Linked DNA regions of Homo sapiens: region 1 is linked to region 2. Evidence: read pairs that join two places in POLR2A ChIA-PET (ENCODE). Cell type or tissue: HCT116. All regions are shown on one strand. Links, peaks and the distances in the headings refer to the core of each region. The heading gives the core; the rest is flanking DNA.

Region 1 (2,927 bases), core at 156-2,655, 150 kb before region 2:
TTGTCTCAAAAAAAAAAAAAAAAAAAAAAAAAGAAAGAAGGAAAAGAAAAAAGACATGACCGTGAAAGGATGATATTTGGAATGTATATTAAACCTAAGTCTTTCTTTGCTGACTCCCCATTTCTACCCTTATTACTGTCAACATTATTCTTTATGATCTAAATTTACCCTGACAGAGTAAATGATATTCTGAATGAAGTTTTTAAACTCACCATCAAAAGTAGACTTAAACTTGGTATTGAATATCAAGAGCAGAAGAGACCAAGAAGTTTATTTATCAATAACAGGTTAGAGATCAAAGAAGAACACAGTAGCAGGACCAAGTTGAATACTTCAGGATGGACAGCCTGGTGTGTGGGCAGGTGGGATTGTGGTAGGGTTGGTAATGTAAATTAACAAAGGAAGGGGGGTGTTGGTAATTGAGATTAATAAGGAAGGGGCATTATTACTCTGGAGGCTAGGGGAGCCATGCCAGGTGTATTAGTCCATTTTCACACTGCTATAAAGACATACCTGAGGCTGGGTAATTTTTAAAGGAAAGAAGTTTAATTGACTCACAGGTCCACATGACTGGGGAAGCCTCAGAAAACTTACAATCATGGTGGAAGGCAAAGGAGAAGCAAGTACCTTCTTCACAAGGCAGCAGGAAAGAGAGAAGAGAAAATGAAGGCGGAAGATCCCCTTATAAAACTGTCAGACCTTGTGAAAACTTGTTCACTGTCATGAGAATAACACGGGGGAAACTGCCCCCATGATCCAATCACTTCCCTTCCTCCACACATGGGGATTACAATTCGAGATGAGATTTGGATGGAGACACAAAGCCAAACCATATCACTGAGGAAACCTGACTAGACAGGACAACTCGTTGAGAGTGGAGTAGCATCAGGGTACTGCCCATCCCTGCTAGGGTGAGCACGGTGACAGACTGTGGACCCAATACCCTGGATTGCCCATTGCCAAATCACCTGAGGAGAGCAATTCAATTTTAACTAATCATTTTTGCAAGCTTAGTTGTTCTAGCTGCTGAAAAAAAAAGCACGAGTCTCTTTAAAAGGAATAAAATTCTGACACATGCTATAACATGGATAAACCTTGAAACATTATGATAAGTGAAATAAATCCATTACAAAAGGACAAATATTGTATGCTTCTATTTACATGAGGTACCTAGAATAGTCAAATTCACAGACAGAGAAAGTAAAATAGTGGTTACTAGGGACTGGGAGGAGGCTAGAATGGGGAGCTGGTGTTTAATGGGTATAGAATTTCAGCTTGGAAAGATTAAAAAGTTTTAGAGATGAGTACTGATGATAGTTGCACAAGGATGCCACTTAATGCCACTGAATTGTATACTTTAAAATGATTATAATGGTAAATTTTATGTAATATATATATTGCTACAATTTTTTAAAAGAGTGTGGGTCCAGGCTGGGTGCGGTGGCTCACGCCTGTAATCCCAGCAGTTTGGGAGTCCGAGGCGAGTGGATTACCTGAGGTCAGGAGTTTGAGACCAGCCTGGCCAACATGGGGAAACCCCATTTCTACTAAAAGTATAAAAATTGACATATGATATGATATGATATGATATGATATGACATATCATATCATAATTTGTAAATTAAATACAAAGTAGGAGGTAATAAGTGCCAGAAAAAAGAAAAATATATGCTGTTTGAGTTTAGAATCAAGAACCTGAAGTGTGTGTGTGTGTGTGTGTACAAAGGGAGAATTAATTTGAGAAAGTTCCAAGTAATTATATTTTAAATATATATACTGAACACTTACATTATATATAAAGCACATATCTATTGTGCATTTTGTACTTTTTGCTTACAAAATTATATTATGACCTAAATAAATGAAATAGTCTTCTCTTTGTCTGCATTCTTATTGAGATCCAAGTCAACATAGTTGCTTAAAGACAGTTCTCAAACTTTTGATGACAGTAAAATTATGACATATGAGTCAGGAAAGATTAAGGAATACAGTATAAAGTGACCCTGTGCAACACTGGCGTGGATGTGGGAAGGGCTGGAGTTCAAGACCCACATTTGCGTAGCCTTGGGCACTATCTCACCAGGCCCCCATTATCTTATCTACAATATAACTAGTTTGGGCTAGATAACTTTCTAGCTCTGTCAGTCTCTGATTCTAGGGAGTAAAATAGTCTTAGCTGTGTTATGAATCCATCTATCTCCTTCACCGTAGCAATCACCAGCTTCCTTGGCCAATTGTTGCTGTGTCTCCGCACCCACCCACACTAGTGTCGCAAATCCCCAGACATATCATTTCATCTGCTTTTCCTTACCAGAAGAAATGAAGAAAGAAAAAGTGTTTTAACTTGGTGCACCACAATGTCACATTTGCTCCTCTATAGAAATGTGAGGAGAAAGAGTTTTCGTTTAATGGTGTAATTGCAAATGGACAACAGTTTTAGAAAACAGGAGTAATTTTAAGAGGCATGATAACCAGCTTCATAGTAAAGAAACAGTAAAAAGTAAAAACATGATTTTTCTCAGAGTATTCTTCACATTTAAAAATAGTTCTCTGCGGCCTTTTGGCAGCTCAAAGTGAAGAAATTCTTATGAATGAGCTGGGGAATCAAAGAGAGAATGTGTGAGCCACAGGCAGAAAGCAAGTTCCATTCTAGCAGCAGTTGGCCACAATCTGCTTTTCTGCTTGGGCCTCAGCTTTTGGACAGCTGTGTGCCTGAGACTGCAAGGTCATTTCTGGCCTTGCCAATGTTGCTTTCAGCTCTTGAGCTTTGGGCTGATTTGTTACACAACAATCACTAACCAACACAGAAGAAAATGCAAAATCTCCAATCCTGATATTAGACAATATTCTGTCAACAAAATGACCACTTATTATTAATAATAATGTAATAATTAAATCCCCTATATGTATTTCTTCAGGTCACTTTT
Region 2 (2,927 bases), core at 236-2,735:
CAGGTGGGAGGACAGGTGCCAGGAAAAACCAGGCATAGAGAAAGGCCCACACAGAAGCTGAAGCCATACGTTCTGCATTCTTACCCATGGAGCAAAGGAGGGAAATGTCAATGGAAGGCTTGAGGTGCTGAGGTTCATGGTCACCTTATCCCTTGGATTTCAGGGTAGTGAGATTCATGGATAGGCTTCCAAGCCTGTGCACTGAAGGAGGGAAGGGTCACTAATTGAGAAAACAAGTAATTTAGACAGAAGGAGCAGCACTAAAGGTCCAGAGGCCGGAGACAGCACAATACACAGGAGAAACTGTAAGATCATCAATATGGTTGGAGAGTGGAGACCTGGTCACAGGGCCTCTCATAAGCTAAGGCATTTGAACTTTATCCTAAATGCCAAACGAGGAGCTTCAAAGCACATGCATAATTAAGACATCTGTCTTTTTAGAAAATCACTTTGGCCACAGCATGAGAGTGGATCAGAGGAGAGTAAGACCAGCTACCAGGTAGGAGACCAGTTAGAAGACTATTGCAGGAGCACAAGCAAAGGATGACCTTTCTAGTGTAGTGACCTACACTAGAAAACATAGACAAGGGAGCAGGTTATGGAGGAAATGTATGAGGCGGGACTGAGAGAACTTGGAGGACTGGATGTGATAGGTGAGGAAGAAATAATGGGTGAGGCAGTAATTTGAGCAATGTGGTTACTGAGTTCCATAACAACGGAGAAGGAGCAAGTTCGAGAGTGAGATAATGAATTTGCTTTGGACATGTTGCCTTTGAGGTGACTGTGGCGCATGCAAGTAGACGTGTTTAATGGGCAAAAGAATAGGGTATCCAGCACTCAAAAGAAAGATTTGTGCTAGAGATTTAGACTAGGGACTTATCACCATACAGTTGCTGAAACATTTTCTCTAGTTACTAAAATGTGGTCCCGAGTTACAGACTCCCTCAAGCCCCAGCCACCCCATGAAGCTGCTTTCTTACCACTAGTTAACATTCTGAAGTCCTCTCCTGAATCTAATATCCTGTCCAATACCACTGAGATACTGGAGAAACAAGAGAACACAGCTATAAAGACAAACAGGTACTGTCACAGGTGGCATACTGCTATGGTGTGAATGTCTGTGTCCCCACCAAATTCATATGTTGAAATATAACCTCCCAACATGGGGCCTTTGGAAGGTAGTTAGATCATGGGGGCAGAGCCCACATGGAATGGGATTAAGGCCCTCATGAAAGAGGCCAGAGAGAGCTTGTTTATCCCTTCTACCATATGATGACTCGGGTAGAAGGCATGATCTATGAGGAATAGGCCCTCATAAGACACCACATCTGCTGGTGTCTTGATCTTGTACTTCCTAGCTACCAGAACTGTGAGAAATAAATGTTTGTTGTTTCCTGAGCCACCTAGTTTATGGTATTTTTGTTATAGTAGCCTGGACAGACTGAGAAACATACTAATTATTTCATGCATATGTATTTTCCTGTCCCATTCCGCTTTAAGCGTTTCAGGTCAAAAATGTGTCTGCTATATGCCCTGGGTTTCTCTAAGGCAGTCTTGGTTTCAAACATTCTGGCCCTATGCATTCTTTTATCATTAAAATTTCTAAGAAATCCCAGCATTTCCTCAAATAGTAACTGACCAAATCTAGTCAGTAAACATTATAATATATAGGTCATGAAACACTGAGGTCTACAAAAGATACACAAAACTATGGGGTGAGGAAACATCAGTATTTCTCACTAAATTACACGAATAATAGCTTATATTGATATAGCTTCTTTTGTGAGGGGTGGGTAAAATACCACTTATAGGCTCATTCAAACCAAGTGCTGAGAATAGAGTGATGGGCAATACACACTCCGCCTTCATCCAGCTTCTTGTCAGATAATGACATAAACAATTACAGTTGCTCAGAAGAAGTAAGGATGCTAACAGGGGAAACTTCAGTCCACATAAAACTCAGGGAAAGCTTCCATAAAGAGAAGACCTTTCAAGTTGAGACTTACCAGGAATTAACTAGATGATAAAGGCAGAGAAGGAAGAGATTCCAAAGGGCGGCAAATGTGTGTGTGAAAGACCTGAAGTCAGATTTAACTTTATTCAAAAAGAACTGCGAGGCATCCACTCTGACTAGAAGCAGAGCAAAGCCGGGGTGGCCTGGAGGGGAGTGATACACAGTGAATGCTTTCGCTATTGTTGGACTATTGGTTACGGTTATAATACTACTATTACAATGGTATTTTTTTATTTGTAAAGCCCAAAAATGCCACCCTCATAAAAGCAGACAAAACTCATGATATCAAGGCAAAGCCATGACGCAGTTTTAACAGATATTACTATTTTCAGTTGCTTTTACTTTTTGAAATATTCATCTTTTTTAGTATTCATTGAATAAATGCATGTGAAATCTTTTTTTATGAGGAGAAATGTGTAACATAAATATAAATCCACTAATGCTGCTTAGAAGACTGATAACACGGGTTAACTTCAGTGACCTTTGAGAATTTGACATAGTTCTTTTCTTTTTTTGAGACAGAGTTTCACTCTGTTGCCCAGGTTGGAGTGCAGTAGCGTGATATTGGCTCACTGCAACCTCCACCTCCTGGATTCACGCCATTCTCCTGCCTCAGCCTCCTGAGTAGCTGGGACTACAGGCACACGCCGCAATGCCCGGGTAAATTTTTGTATTTTTAGTAGAGACAGGGTTTCACCATGTTAGCCAGGATGGTCTCGATCTCCTCACCTCGTGATCCGCCCGCCTCGGCCTCCCAAAGTGCTGGGATTACAGGTGTGAGCCACTGCACCCAGCCTTGACGTAGTGATTTTCTAAAGAACTTACTGAATTGATCTTCCCTAAAGTTTTAAATTGATTGAAGTACTTTCCAAATTAACTAATATAACTAAAACGATAGAATTCATTCTTTGTC

Evidence for each region. ChIA-PET counts read pairs that join two places held together with the same protein. Peaks named below come from ENCODE experiments on the same cell type or tissue, not always from the same donor. Only the 100,000 strongest peaks of a DNase experiment are listed, where the experiment ranks them.
Region 1: POLR2A ChIA-PET joins it to region 2 with 5 read pairs; 2 of 35 experiments call an interaction of 5 or more read pairs at or near these places.

The regions. Positions count from the first base shown.
Region 1 is chr3:149,457,620-149,460,546 of GRCh38, forward strand. No RefSeq gene overlaps it. Among named protein-coding and RNA genes, the nearest start is that of TM4SF4, 16 kb to the right of the region's middle. In HCT116, for the core only: no CTCF peak of the experiment used is centred there; no DNase peak of the experiment used is centred there.
Region 2 is chr3:149,604,804-149,607,730 of GRCh38, forward strand. All of the region lies in intron 2 of WWTR1 (WW domain containing transcription regulator 1), which reads right to left. Among named protein-coding and RNA genes, the nearest start is that of WWTR1-IT1, 46 kb to the right of the region's middle. RefSeq lists an enhancer at 1-509. In HCT116, for the core only: no CTCF peak of the experiment used is centred there; a DNase peak (open chromatin) is centred at 1,295; H3K27ac peaks cover 152 bases.